Linked DNA regions of Mus musculus: region 2 is linked to region 1. The links are chromatin loops, found by intact Hi-C in ENCODE. Cell type or tissue: heart. All regions are shown on one strand.

Region 1 (8,000 bases):
AGGCTGAAGCAGGTGAGAGACAGCTGCTTCCCCACAGCACATTTGCAAACCACTGCGGACTCTTGGGTTTGAGTGTAAGCCCTTCCATGTCAACAGTCTCAATGGTTTATTTTGAATATTATTTAAATGTAATTTTTCCTTTTTTTTGTTTTTCTTTGTATATGTTACTTGAGCAAAATAATGGACTTCACTGAGATGTTTTCAAACATTTCTATCATGTCCTTTGATCATATCGCCCTCTCTCATCTCCCTCCCCTGACCTCTTCACTCTCTCCAAATACTCTCCCTTTAACTGGATCTGTTTGCTTCTTTAATCCAGATTTTACATATAAGCAAAAACATGTGTTATTTGTTTTCCTGAGTCTGGCTCATTCAGCTTAACATTATGATTTGTCCCATGAATTCCCCTACAAATATGGCTGAATAGGAACTTAACTGTGGATATATTTGCTCCCAAAATTTATATTTTTTGCATGAAAAAAAAATCTTGATTATTTTATCTGCACAGAAGTTCAGGTGGAAAAATATCTCTTTCTTCATTTGAAATGTATATGTACTCTAGTCATATTTTTAATTTGAAATTAAAATATAATTACACCATTTTCCCATTCCCTTCTTAAGTATTCCTAAATATATACACACAATCTGTCTAGCCCGTATCATACTCGTATACTTTTTTAATTTAGAATTTTTGAGAATTTCATCCATCATTTACATTCTTCATTTCCATCTTCACTGCTTCCCCTCCAACTTCTTCAGTGCCCTTCCTCTTAAATCATGACATCTATAATTGTTCCTATTACACACAACGTACACACACACATATACACACTTATTAAGCCCAGTTAGTTCTTCTCTTATGTACAGGATTTTAGGATGGCCACTTGATTGGGTGACCTATCAGGAAGCTTTTCCTTGGAGAAGACCGGTTCTCCTTTTAACCAGTCATTGGTTGCCTATAGCTCTTGATCTAGGAATTGGGTCTTGTGAGCTCTCTCGTATCTATATTGGCACACCAAGTGGTGTTGACATTATGCACGTCTGGTTTAGACATGCACATCATTGAGATTTCATGTGTGGAGCATCTCAGTCAGGTCTACAAGTCACTGTCTAACAGCAGACACCCTAGTCTTCTCACTCTTAGTTTCCACCTCTTTTATTAAGCCTCAGTTATGAGAGTTGCATCACAGATGTACCACCTGGGGTTGGGCATCCCCCAATCAGTTATTCTTTTATGGATTTCCATGGTAGCCTCTCTGTCAGCTGCCAAAGGACGCCTCGTTGAGGAGGGGTGAGGGCTACACTTACCCATGGGTATAGTGATAAGTACTTGGAATACAGTTAGACACTATACTAGGTTAGGAAAATGGCAGTAGTAGGTTCTCTTCTCACATCTGTGACCTCTCCAGCCATGGGTGGTTGGCTAGGTTTATCGTGTTAGCCATGAATTGCTCCCTGTTGAGTGGAGCTTAAGTCCAATCAAATAGCTGTTGATTACCCCAAGATTAGAGTGTCACTGTTGCACCTTTGTGACTTTCTCATGGGCCTGGTCACTGTTGTTGCTCATAGGCTTTTGCTGGGTAGAACTGTAAAGATGCTTTGATTGCTTGTTGACTTGTGTAGCATCTTTGGATTCCATGAGAGCTAGTCCTCAGAGAGGAGACTTCTAGGTCGGTTCCAGCTTCATTCCTCCAGATCCTGTGTGCAAAGCGTGTGGCATCTTCAGCAATAAGGTCTCACCTTTCATTTCTGGGAAGCCACCAGGGCCATTGGCAATAGCCTGGTTTATCTGCGGAGTCTCTAGAACCCTCCCTAAACAACTGTTCAAGGAGGGGTGTGTGTGTGTGTGTGTGCGCACGCGCGTGTGTCTCGCTATGGGTTTTCAAACATCCTTAGTGTTATCCCCCCCCCACTCTCCTCTCCCTCCCTATTACCCCAACCTGTCCCCTCCTTCCTCCACAGCACCTGTGTCCTGTCCTTCTCTATAGAGTGCCTTCTCCCACCTTCCAGGACAGCTCCTTTCTACTTCCCTGGACCATGTATGTTTTTTCAAGTTATCTTCTTTGGAGCTAGGATCAAATAAACAAACAAACAAAAAACAAAAACAACAAACAACAAAGAAACAAACAAAAAACTAGAGAGCATGCGGCATTGTTTGTTCTTTTGGCACTGGGTTACCTTCTCTGATACAATATTTTCCAGTGACACCCATTTACCTGCAAATTTCATGATTCTCATTGTTTTACAGCCTAATAGAATTCCACCATATATACGTAACACATTTTTACTATCCATCCCTCAACTGAAGAACATCTAGTTAACTCCCTCTGTCTCATGCACTTCCTTCAGTAGAGGTCTTGCTACTTGGCTGCTGGCTACTTGGTGTGGATTTCTTTAGTGGATGCCTCTGCTTTTTTCTCTGGCCTTTGGGATGTTGGGGGTGACTTCAGAGTAGTTTTGATTTGCTGGGCTAGATTTCATCGCACTTCTTCCTGTTCTTTGATGCTTCCCTCACAGAAGGCCACTCAATGGGAACATGTACCCCAAGAGTTTTAAGGATGCCTAGCACGGCTTCCTGTGTGCATTAGCACCCGGTTGGCCTTGTTGTGCTGCAATATGCCTTCCATCCAGATGGCTTGATTTTGCAATGGTCTCTTCCTTTCCAGGGGATGAGTCTTTGGGTCTGTTGGAGACATAGTTTTACTTGACCTCTTCTCTCTCTTAATGCATTCTTTTGTTTGTATCCGTTTAAAGTGTACCATTTATTTAAATACATGCATGATGTTGTGCTGGCAACATAACCAATTTTGCTCCTGGCCTAGTCTCTGGACTCTACTGTTCCACCCTAGTCTCAATAAATTTGACTATTCTAGCTGCAGCAGAGCAATGGGCTGACAGACCTTCTGGGACTGATTTATTCCCAACAGCATAATGCCTTGTTGAACTGTGTATCAGGATTCCTTTGTTTTTAAGAACAAGCATTTATGAACCACCTTTTGGCTTAACTCTTCACGGGTTATAGACTCTTGGGTTGGTCTTACTCTATGGCTGTTGTTAGCAATGCTACTATGAATATGGGTATCAAGTTCTCCTAACATGTTCACTTCTAACTACTTGGGACAAATCCAGTGGAAGTGCTAGATAGTGTGGTGACTCTGTGCTTCATTTTTGTGGAACTGCCATACTGTCCACCTATGATGGTTGCTTCATTTCCATCAGCAAGACATAAGGACTCTGGCTTCATCATATCCTCCTGGTCACATGTCATTTTTGTTCTGTTCTGTCCCCAACCCCCATAGTAACCACCATAATGGGAAGGTATTTGGTCTTCATGACTGGAGTTTTCTTTGGAGCCCCCACTGCCACCCCTCCTTGTCTACAGGCTGCCTTTTGTCCTAAGAAACCTATTTCTGCATCCTGTTATACACCTACCCGCATGCAGAGGATCTGGGATTCCCCATAGATGTTCCGTCAGGACTGCTGAATGACATGTGTCATCTCACTGAAATCTGGCTGGCTGAGTCCAGTGGTTTTCCTTGGGACCTGCTTGCCCTACCATGAGGGGCTCCTTGGCCAAGGTCCCAGCCCCTCCTGGGCCCAGCATGTTTTTGATGGCTCTTTGCACAGACAGCTTGGCCAGGAAAAAGCAATCCAAGTGCATGTACTTCGCTGCTGGGGATATAACATCATGACGGCAGGAGAAATGTTAAAAACCATAAATGAATGAATTGGAAAACAAATGAGTTGGAGAGCACTGGCTAGAGAATCATCCAAAATGATACTTCAAAGTGTATGGTGTAGTGTGTGTGTGTGTGTGTGTGTGTGTGTGTGTGTGTGTGTGTGTGTGTATTCCATATGGCCTGAAGAGTCGAATGCAGAAGTCAATCAATAAGAACAACCTAGGTAAGAAAATGAACATGCATCAACTCCAGCATGAGCATGGGCTTTATAAGACTTTGGCAAAAAAAAAAAAAAATTCTCAGAAGGTTCTCTCTCTGAAGACCCTGGCAATTGTCTAGGAAAGATCCTGATAACCCCTTGAGAAGTTAGGGGGTCCTTCGGGGAAGGTGGAGCATTGCAAGGCTGCCTGGCCCAAAGCTGGAGACCTTTTGGCAAGGCAAACTCCTGTTCCACTAAGGACTGGGACAAAGATCAGGCCCAGAGGAAGGAATCTGAGGTTTGGGTGGGGCTGGGGAACGTATCCTGGGGAACTGATTTGAGTTTAGTAAAAACTAAAAACCAAAACATTAACTCTAAGCAAAAATAAAAATACATAATAAAGCCAGGTCTTGTTTGCAGCAAATGTGACCAGGGTTGGCTGCCATTATCTCCACTACTCTTGCTGAAAAGTGCCAGGGCTCCAAAAGGAAACTGGTCAAGGACATTGTACCACTCAGTACTGGACCAGATGAGGCAGGAAATGGGAGATGGGAGGCCAGAGCATCTCTGGCCCATTACCAGCAGAGACCAAGCAGGTTTCTCTGCACAAATGTCCTCAGAGACTCTGCCCCTGGCCTTTCTCTCACTCTGTGCTCAGGCCCACTTCCTCAGCACCCAGGAAGCTCTGAGTAATCCATAAGGCCGCTGTCCAGGACTGAAGGGTGAGAACTATACTGAATTTAGAACAGAACGTGGTAGAGTGAAGGCAGAAGGGGTCAACTCTGTGTACCAAAAATCACCCAAACCTACTATGTCCAGTAAGCCCAGGGTGCAGGCAGACAGAATTCACATGCAGCTCTGCAGGGACTTCTGGGCTGAAGTGATTCTTTGGAGTTGACTGGCATTGTGCCAGAGCTTTTATACCACATTTCAACCTGTCACTGGGTCAAGGTCACTTTGGGACAGATGCAGTATCTTAAAGGAGGGAGCAGGTCAGACAAGAACAACCAGTTTATGAAGAATCCAAGCACAGTAGTTCTTCCGTGGCCCTGAAGACCACATCCAAAATCTACACACTCTTGGCTGATAAACATGCTTTCCTCACACAACACAAGAGACTTTATAAGTGGTTATCCTGGGCTGCATCAGTGAGGCTGGCAGTGGCCCCCTGAGTGAAAGAGGATGCTGGGGAAGGGCAGAAAGAGATCTGAAGGTCAGACACCTGATGGCCCCCAGAAGTAGAAGAAGGGTCATGCATCAAGGATGCAGGGATTCTCAGGAGCTGGAGAGGATGAGAACATGTCCCCTTGAAACTTCCTAAGGAAGCAACCCCCCTTCCAATGCTCTGACTTCAGCCCATTGAGGCCTGTTTTGGTCCTCTGACCTACCAAACTGAAAGCTAATTGCGTTAAACCACTACATCTGGCTTTCTTAAATTTGTTAAAGCAAACAGAAAAATGCACATTTAATTATTTGCTAGTTTATCCCTTCATTGGACTAGAAAGGACACAGGACAAGCATCCTTCTCCCTACATGTGCTCGCATGTGGGTTTCCACCAGCCCCCAGCACTGGAGAAATCCGTAAGTAGTCCAACATGCATGATTAGCATCAGCTGCTCCGAAGCCTGAAGCCTGCAGTGGGGCTGCTGTTGGGACACGTGGCTGGCGCACAGAGATTGCTTTGTGGGATCCACTGGGTTTGGTGGCAGCTTCACTAATGCCCAGAGTCCCCTTTGGTTGCTAGCTTGACCCCTGACTCACCAGACTCCCTTCTCCAACAGGATGGTCAAACCCCTTGACAGGAGCAGCTTCCGCAAGCTGGAAACAGACAATTCTGTTTCAGGCAAATTGGATCCATTCTATTATTAAAGAGAAAGGGATGCAGGCTCTACCCCAGCAGGAGGCTGTATGATGGGTGGCTACATTCTATTGTTCTGGAGAAAAAGAGACAGGCTCCATCTCATGAGTCTGGATGGCAATTGTCCACTGTGCACTGCAGGTGACTTCTGATATTCCTCTGTTCAGTGACAGATCAAAGGGAATGCTTCATTGCTTATAAATTTTAGACTGGAGGGACAAAGTGAGCTGGATATATACTTTTACAAATGGAGGTGAGAAAGTGGGAATACATGGGGCCTCATCATGAGCTGGCCATTTCACCCAGTGTGCGAGTGCCATTGCTGGGAACCAAAGCCAGTCTCTAACACAAATGGGATGCAGCCTGGTGCCAGCTCCCCATTCTCTGCAAAATGTTTTGTGCTCCTGCAGACTATCACAGAGGCACTTGGGGGCTAAAACCAGGAGAGACTAAAGGCCTAAGAGGAGCTATTTCTTCATTCAGAGCCTGGGCATGTTTTCCTGAGACTGTGATAGGAACTTAGTTGTCATCTCTATTCTTCTCCTGTTGCCTGGAAAGCAGAAAGTGCCTCATTCATCAACCCAAATGCATTCCTTTGGTGATGTCTTTAATGACTGAGCTGAATTTTCCCACAGTTTAGTTTGATGAAGGCACAGAGTGTTACACAGCTTGCTCATGCTGCAGTCAGGTCTAGTGGTGAAATCAAGGTGGAAAACCTCTCCACAGCCCTTCTGTTACCACACCTGTCTCTGGGAGCTGAAGGCTAGTTAGGCACACAGCTCATAAGAATGTGTATGAAAATGCTGACAGTAGTGTAAAAGTTGCCTGTGAGGTCAACTTGGTGTCCAGGCCCTTCTCCCAGAACTTGGCATCAATCCAGAGAAAGGCTATTGGTCCAGGACAAATGTGGAACTCAGCTACATCCATGGAGCTTAGAACATCTTGGCAGACACCATAATGCTCAAGGCTTTGAGTCTTCATCTGACTTTCTTCTTACAAGGCCACATGGGATCCGCTGGCCATTGGTCTAGCAGGTATCCCAGGCCCAGGAGGCAAAGTAACTTTGAGACTTAAGAGCACCCACCAACCAAAGTATCTAGGGATTAATTCTGATATCTTCTGCTGCCTTTGATTCTGTCAACTTTGGACCATTGTGTACTGTCTCCCCATTAACCATCCAGACAGGCAATCATCACTATAGTTAATTCTTGGTTCATCCAGTGTTCATGAAAAAGGTGCTTCAGTTTCCACTAACCCTGAAGTCCTCCTCTAGGGGATTTCACCACAGCCTCTGGTGATAAATCAGAAACTACAGGTATGAGAAATAGTAATTATCCCTTTGAGTTTCAAATGCAAACCAGATAGTCTAGATCCACCAACACGTTCCTCCATCCTTCCCTTGTTCCTACGGTTCTTAGGCCAGGAACCACTAACGGGACACTCCTTTTTATAAGGCTTGTGGCAATGACCTCACTGGCCAAAATAGTCCCACTATCACTGACCTAACCACATAGGATGGATATTGTATTCAGAGGAATAGGTGGAAGTTTCAGGACAGGCATCCCAACCCCAACACTCTGAGTTCTGTTTTTTATCTACAAAGTGTATCATCATGGCTTTGACTGATCCTATCAGTGATGCCATGAAGAGCAATGAGATCAGAGAAATGGACCCTTCCTTAAAAAAAAAGACAGCATGGCTCTTACTATGGTAACTACATTTTTATCAACACAACCAACACAACAGAAGTTTCAAAGGGAGGAGTACCACACAGGAAAGAATAATTTTACTATATTCATATTCAATGAGCAGAGACCCTAGGACTGAATCATTTCTCATAATGGCTTCCTGAGATTCTAAAGCATGCAGAGACTCTACAGAGAGAGAGATGGTCATCGGTAAGGATACTTTACACTGTATTTGGCTTATCTGGTGACTCAGGAGGAGTGATTTATGCTATTGATTAGGTAGCCAGTTTCTTTGCAGGTAAAATGGGCCACCTTCACCCTCAGTCTTCCCTTTAAACATAAAGAATGCTGCTGGAGGTGTGGCTTGGTAGTAGAGCAATTGCCCAGCATGTGTAAGGCCCTGAGTTCCGTCCCCAGTGCTGTAACTAATAAAAGTAGGAATTGTAATTCTGGCTATAACACAAAAGTCAAACAAAAATAAATGCTGCATTACCACATGACCCAGAAATCCCACCTCTGGATGTGTACCCAACATAATTGAAAGCAGGGACTTAAGTAGATATTTACAGACTTGG
Region 2 (8,000 bases), 62 kb after region 1:
GATACTTTAGAAATATAGCTTAAACTACAGAAGTTTGTTTCTCACAGTTCTGAGCCTGGAGATCCAAGGTCAAGGTCCCAGCCAGGTCGGTTCCTGGTGAGTCCTTTCTCCTTGCCTTCGTTCACCACCTCCTCCCTACATGTTCACGTGATAGAGAAAGTGAGGGTGCCTGCTCTCACAGGCATGAATCAATGGAAGCCAAACACCTGTGACCCTTAAATCACATCACACCCCCAAGGCCTCATCTCCAAATACATTACATTGGGTGTTAAGGGTTTAACCGACTGTCTAGGGCCAAAACTCAGAGGTGAGGTCAGCAGGAGACCTCAAGTCTTAAGGGCGCTGCCTGCATGGATGAAAACAGCAGCTTTTTAAGAGCTCCAGGACTAAGGGAGCCCTGCTGTAGAGCCAGACCTTGACTGCTTTGTGGGCTCTTCTTTCTTCAACCCTTCCAACCTTCTAACACAAGACAGGAGAGAGAAAAGGAAAGGAGGCAGTATTATCCTTAGACTGCTTCCTGCTGATTAGGGGTTCAAGTTCCTTGGGGCAAGTTTGATCTTTGTCATCAGGATATCTAATTTCTTCTCCTTTGCACTTGACTACTCACAAACCATGACCCACAACAACCAATGACAATCCACAACAACCTTCCTCCCCACCTCTTGGGGCCCTAGCATTTATATACTCTCTAAGTCCCCAGAATTTCAAACATCACACAATCGCAGAAACTATCTGCAGCTGGCAAAATTACTCCCCTGCTAGAACATTAGATAAATCAGTCCGCTGCTGTAGACAATCTGAAGCAGCCCCATATTGCACACCTGGGATTAGAACAAAAATATATTTTTATAATACTTCTGTGTTTTTTCAAAGAAACCAAAACTCCAAAATTGTTGTTATACTTCTGTAGCTTTTACCTTCTCCCATTTAAGGACACAGTATCCAAGGGGCATTTGAGAAGCAGAATGCTCAGCAGTACTCCCCAGGGACCAGTGTCAGGGCCTTGATCATGGGCTCCCAGCCTCTATGTGAGAACAATAATCCGATTCTTTATAAATGAACCAGCCCATGGCATTTTACAGCAGGGCAAGTGCTCTAACCCTGCCTCCATTCCCAAATCTCTGAAGTGCATCTCTTTACACCAGGGTCTCCTGCTCTACTCCTGGGCTTGCCCCATAGAGTGTGGATGGATTTGTGATGTGCATATAATTGCCTGAGAACATGGTAGATCTGGACCCTCAGCTGGCCAGGTCTATCTGTTCTGCTCCTTCGAAATACTCTCCCACAAAGTCATATGAGAGGAGAGACAAGGGTGGCTCAGAGTGGGACAAAGATCTAGCTTCGTGAGTGTGAACAAGAACCAAACAGGCGTCTACTTCCTAATCTAGTTGTTAGGGCCACTGTTGGACCCTTAGGACTGATTTGCTTTCTAGGAAAGACATCAAGTAGGTGGGTTGTCCATGGTCTAAAGATCCAGAATTGGAGAAGATACAAAGTCAACTTGACACCAGAGAAGCTAAAGCACAGAGAATCTCAGTGCTCTGACTGCAATGAACAGTGGGGTCTCAGCCCCCACAGGGCAGCACCATGCATGTGTGACATCAAAACTGACTCCTCCTGGCAGTGACCTCGCCCCATGTGTCAGTCATCTTTCCGTTACTGGAACAAACTACCTAGGACTGTCAGCCTATGGGAGGAAAGGTGTATTTTCTTCAGATGTTTCAGTGCCTCGTCACATGGCTCTGCTGCTTTAGGCCTGTGACATCAGACTGACAGGAGCAAGTGACAGAAGAGATCTGCATGTGGCACCTAAGAAGCCAAGGGATGGAGGGGGAGAGGTCTGCCAATGTCTCCTTCAAGGGCACACCTCAGTGACGTAAATTCTCGCCACTAGGCTCTACCCCCTCCCGTTTCTACTCCTTCTGCGCAGTGTCTCGGTCTGTGGTGCACACCTTAAATACATGGACCTTTGTAGGACCCACAATTCAAAGTATAACAATGTGTCTACCTAGTGCTGTTTTTAAATGATGTTTACATTTTCTGCATTTTTATCTTATATGTATGAGTGTTTTGCCTACATTATTAAATGTTCCACAGTTGTCTACACAGCTTTAAGTTCCTGGTGAGTAGTGTGCACTCACTGCCCAAGAGATAACTCAGATCCAATAATAGAAACACACACACGCACACACACGCACACACGGTCTCCCTCAGTCCTCCAGATTCTCACTGCATCCTAGACCTACTCACTGCTCCTATCTTTGCAATTCTCAGTGTTCCGCCCCATGTTCAGTCATTGGCTACTGGCAACTTTATTGATAGATGGAGAAACCAATTGAAGGCAAGGACCTTTAGATTTCCAAATAAATCAAAACATCAGAACCACCCTCTACAGTACCCATAGAGGCCAGAAGAAAGTGATGGATCCCCTAGAACTGGAGTTACAGGTGGTTGTGAGCTACCATGTGGGTGCTGAGAATCAAACCCAGGTACTCCAGAAGAGCAACCAATCCTCTTAACCACCGAATCATCTCTCCAGCCCCTTTAATAGAGTAGCAAATAATATCAAATATCTTTCCATAGAAACCCCGGGAAACACGGATGCATAATCCTGCAACCTAGAAAATCCGTTTCACACTGGGTTTCCACTATCTACATCTAGTACGGGGTTTAGCCTAGCTTCTCACTGAGAAACAAGCAGAGACTACACAGCTCTGCAAGTCTCCCCAGCCTAAGCCCTAGAAGTGCTAACACGATTCCATTGCCACCCCCAAAACAAGTGCCGTGGGGCCTCCAAATCTGGAGCTGAGAGCACACATCCGCAAGGCTGATGCTCTGGGCGTGGACCATGGATCCTGCACACCTGTCCAGGTGTCAGGTCCCAAGAGGCCGGCCTCAGCACAGAAGACGGGAGCCGACAGACTGGAGCCGGAAAATGCCCTCATCACCTCAGCAAGATTCAGTCCCTAGAAAGACTCCCAGGCTGAAGGTTGAAAGTTTCCCACCTAGGATCGTGTCGTGATTCAGAGGAAGCGGTTTTTGTGTTTCTGAAAGAGGACTGAACAGATCAGGCCCTTCCCTGAGTTCTGTGGGAGGGACTTATCTATTTGCCACTCACGGTACCAGAAACGCCTCATCCATGGGCCAGGACATGTTTCCCAATGGCCCAGGGCATGTCTCACAACGGCCCAGGGAGGGTCTAGCAATGAATGGCCCAGGGCTGGTCTAGCAGTGGCACAGGGCTTACTACCCTGGACTGGAGGGAGCCGGATCAACTTCTGCTGGCGCTGCTCCAGGGAGCCCGCCCTGGCCCTTCCTGACCATCAGTCACTTTGCTTCAGCCACACCATGTTCTTGCATGCTGCCTCTACTGGACACGGGTCTCCCATACATACTTTTCTCATGGAATGTATGTGTGGACTTGAACTTTAGACTCTTCCACACATACATTCCATACTCTTGGAAGCAGCGCCTTTTCCCCTTTACTCAGTTTACCATGTTGAAGTTTATGTCCACTCCTGACTCTGTCATTTCACATATAGCTTCATATTTTAAGTGGCCCTGCAGCCACTGTAGGACCTTTTGCCCCCATGCTTCCTGGTTGAAGTCAATCGATGACAGATAAATATGCCAGTGGTTCCAGTCAACCTTTTGATTAACATATGATAGACTGTAAGTTCAACAACAGAGCTCCATGGACATCCACTAGACACAATCTTAACTGAGAAAGCCCGCACTTGGCCTTCTTACATCAATTGTCTTCTGGATAGCTGTAGGTAAACCAAAAATCCAGTAAGCAGGTCAGAGCCTTCAGTGTTTCAGAGCACTCAACCCACCAGCTTCGACCTTCATTTGAGTGTTTTTATCCACCGTGTTGGAGTCCCTGCTTTCTCATCCTTAGGCTTCCAACTCACTGCCCAGGCTAGCCCTCATTGGTGAGCTGCCCAGGCTAGCCCTCACTGATGAGCTGAAGTGTGGCACCAGCACTCGGCTCAGCCTGTGAGCCCAGATCCCTAGAGCCTTGGCCTGTCACCAGAAGGTACAGCTTCCAGAAGCAGCCATCTTTGTTATTATTATTGGGTTTTTTCTTTTCAGCTTGCTATAAGGTGCACACCATGTCTTACAGATTTCATCTGGAAATTTTTTGAAAAAAAATCTGTCTCTCTCTCTCTCTCTCTCTCTCTCTCTCTCTCTTGTGTGTGTGGGGGGGTGAGAGGGTGTAAGGGTGTGTTTGGGGGTTGGGGGCATGATGTGAGTGTGTGTGTGTGTGAGTGTGTGTGTGTGGTATGGGTGGTGTGTATGTGAGTGTGTGCATGCATGCTCGCCTATAGGCACATACCTATAGGCACACACAGGGGCCAGGCCAGGGCATTGGATGTCCCACTCTATTACTTTCTGCCTTATTCTTTCAGGCAGCATCTCTCTGTGAACCCAGAGCTCATATTAATTAGATATTCTGGCCACCAGCAATCCCATGCTGTGTATGTGTGGTTAAATGTGTGAAGCCAGAGAAAGGCTTGAATTCCCTCACAAACCCGGGCTCCTCCCATCCTTCTTTTCATGGCTAATTTAGTTAAGTGTTTAAACAATGTAAACCTGGCAGCTCCCGTCTATTGAAGCTGAGATGGAGCACAGCTGCCGCCCAGCCCCAGCCCTGCAGTGCAGCCTGGGCTGCAGCACCCATCAGCTTTCCTGAAATAGCAAGGCTTGCTTCCTTCCAGGCTTCCCCTGGAATAACCCGGGGAGGAGGCTGCGTTTCCTCTGCCCAGGCCACTCTATTCATTACCACTCAGGGAGTCCATATTTGGAGAAAAAAGTTTCACTGCTGTGTGGAATGAAATCATATGGTTGCAAATAGCCAATATGAATTTAAATCAAACAGAGCTAACAATGAGATTGTGTGCATATGTCAATCCAGACAAGCCTCTCCAGGGGAGAGGCAGGGCAGAGGTGAAGGTCACTCTCAATAGCAGGTGACAAGTGGGGCTCGAACAACTGCAGGTACCTTTGGTCCTCAGTCTTCCTGGTCAGACTCAACTAAGTAGATGAGGACAGGCCAGCTCCCTTAAGACACAGTCCCAGTAATTGTCAAGATGCTACATGGGCAGCTTACAAAGCAGTCTATCTTTACATTTTCCACGTATCAAAAAGGGGCTGGGGACCACATCGTGCAGGTCACATTTTGAGTGCACCTCACTCCTGAAATCATATTCTAAGCTTGCTGCTAAGCCAAGTCGATTTTTATTTCATAGGTGTGCACCCCATACGTTGCATTAAAAAAAAAAGCACTCTAGAAAAAGCTAAATCTAATTGACAACACACTGCATGTTGGGTGTTTACGTTCCCTTGAGCTAGCTCCTTTGTGGCTGTGAGACATCACTTTGCAAAGGTCTCACTGCTGAGTACCAGCACCTGCCTAGATGACAAGGGTGTGTTTGCAAGACTGTTTAGGACTTACAATGAAGATCCCTTCGTCTAAACAGGGGCCTTTGAGAGTGGCACACACACACACACACACACACACACACACACACACACACACACCATGGCAGCAGCATTCAGAAACACATCCACATGCCTGGAACCCAAGAGGGAGTGAGAATCTATGGAAACCAATGCTCTGCTCAAACTGGAGACGCTACTTATTGGCGACACTAACTCCATTTGATTGCATCAGTGCTGGGGAACCCCATGGCTACGGAAGAACGGGTGTATAGGGGTTGAGTTGCACTCGTGACTAGTCCCCGGCTTCTCTGCTTCTCTTTTGAGTGCATGCTGACAGCCTCATATCGTGTGACATGCTCATCACAGACTCCATTAATATCCTATGACAATAGCCCTCACCCAAGGACCTTGCAAAAGCACTGGCTGGTCTTTGTGAGCCAAAGCTGGGCACTGGTGGGAGTGTAGTTACTCGGGGGAATTCATGTCCTGAGGACATGGCTCCGTGAGGATGTGGCTCCGTGAGGATGTGGCTCCATGAGGATGTAGAGAAGCTGTGTATTCCCCATCCGGGCTATACAAGTGGCTGATGCTGTTTGAACCTACTATTTCTGTCCACCTGATCTGTCACCCTCACTATAGTATCAGTCCTTTCTCATGTTTTCTAAACTCTGATTAACTACACTCAATTCTTTATACTCACCAGTGAAGAATGCAAAGTTACAGTGCCATTGGTGATCCTTTTGTTAGCTAAATAAATTAACATGGTTACTATATTGACTAAGTCAACCATGAGTCCCATTCTGTCCCCTGTTCAGGGCCCGGCTGTTGCTCTCCTAGTATTTGAATTCACCCACTGTATCTTTTCCTATTGCCTTATCTTAGTATTTTTGGATTGACTAGGCACACTAATGCAATTATTAGATTTTTTTAACCTAATATAAATTCTCTGATTCAAGATGAAAATTCATCATAATCATTTTCGTAACAGGATTCATATACTTGGTTTTATTTCTGCTATTTTATTTTCCTTTCTAATAGACCTTTTCATATGCCAGGTTTTTTTTTCATTCTGACTTTTCCTTTGTGATTTTGAAAATTATATCTACTTTTTTTATTCTTTTATTAATGATGCTTAATGGATATGCATTCAAATCCATTTCATCTAATTCTTATTATCAAAATAAAGTGATGTCAATTGACCGTTTTCTCTAAATTATAAAGAATATTCTGTGCTGCCTTGTTCTCTGGCCACTTAATCCTCAGTTTTTGCTGGTGGTGGTATTTGAAGTACAGTTATTATTATTAATTTAATGATTTTAAAGCATGAGATCAGTTTCAAAAATTTAGGCATTTTATTATGTTTTAATATAATATTGAGAATTAATTTTGTTTCATGACTTTTTGTTTCGTTTTGGGGGAAGGAGTTGTTTGTTTTTCATTAGACCATGAATCCGCCACTCTTGAGTTTGGTGTTTTGATGCCTCACTCAATTGGCTTATCTAACTCAAGTAAGGCTAGTTTTTCCAGGCACTCATGTAGGGTATATAGTTTTGAGAGTACGTATACAAACGTCTACTGCCTGCTGCAATGTAGCCAAAAGACACCCGTGCAGGTGCTGGAGTAAGACTCATTTTCATTTTCAACAGCAGCTTTTGTAGAGTAACATACCCCCAGATTTGCCTGGACACCTCCCCTTTAACCTGGCCTGAGTACCTTCCCTTTAACTGGCCTAAACATCTCTCCTTTAGCCTGGTGGCCTCATATGACCTACAGTTCTTTGCTTCATCTTGATTCTGCAGAGACTGATTGGTTAATGTCAGCTTTCTGTTTCAAAGGCAAAGTTGGAGTCAAATGTCATCTGCTTTGCTCCTCATTGAATTTGGGGTTTTTTGTTTGTTTGCTTGCTTGCTTGCTTGGTTTGGTTTGTGTATTAGTCAGGGTTTCTATTCCTGCACAAACATCATGACCAAGAAGCAAGTTGGGGAGGAAAGGGTTTATTCAGCTTACAATTCCATACTGCTGTTCAACACCAAAGAAAGTCAGGACTGGAATTCAAACAGGTTAGGAAGCAGGAGCTGATGCAGAGGCCATGGAGGGATGTTCTTTACTGGCTTGCTTCCCCTGGCTTGCTCAGCCTGCTCTCTTATAGAACCAAGAGTACCAGCCCAGAGATGGCACCACCCACAAGGGGACCTCCCCCCTTGGTCACAAATTCAGAAAATGCCTTACAGCTGGATCTCATGGAGGCATTTCCCCAACTGAAGCTCCTTTCTCTGTAATAACTCCAGCCTGTGTCAAGTTGACACAAAACTAGCCAGTACAGTTTGGTTTGGTTTTTTGTTTGGGGTTTTTTGGAGAGTTTGTTGTTGTTTTGTTTTGGTCTTGAAATCAAAGCAACTTAGTATATAAGCCCAGGTGTTTAAAAACAAAAAACAAAAAAAAAACCCTCTAATTCTGTTATTTAGAAAAGTTAAGTCTTTCTTTAGCTCAAGAAAGTTCATTCTAAATGGCTATTTCATAACTGTCCTGTTGGCTCTCTTCTTGAAATACATACT

What was found. Peaks named below come from ENCODE experiments on the same cell type or tissue, not always from the same donor. Only the 100,000 strongest peaks of a DNase experiment are listed, where the experiment ranks them.
Region 2: a loop joins it to region 1, with 3 times the contacts of the local background. A loop is called at or near these places in 2 of 42 quality-filtered maps.

The regions. Positions count from the first base shown.
Region 1 is chr6:117,485,785-117,493,784 of GRCm38, forward strand. No RefSeq gene overlaps it. Among named protein-coding and RNA genes, the nearest start is that of 6820426E19Rik, 5.4 kb to the right of the region's middle. In heart, no CTCF peak of the experiment used is centred here; DNase peaks (open chromatin) are centred at 4,177 and 4,467; H3K27me3 peaks cover 656 bases.
Region 2 is chr6:117,547,868-117,555,867 of GRCm38, forward strand. No RefSeq gene overlaps it. Among named protein-coding and RNA genes, the nearest start is that of Gm9946, 7.8 kb to the right of the region's middle. In heart, a CTCF peak has its summit at 4,651; a DNase peak (open chromatin) is centred at 4,684; H3K27ac peaks cover 1,122 bases.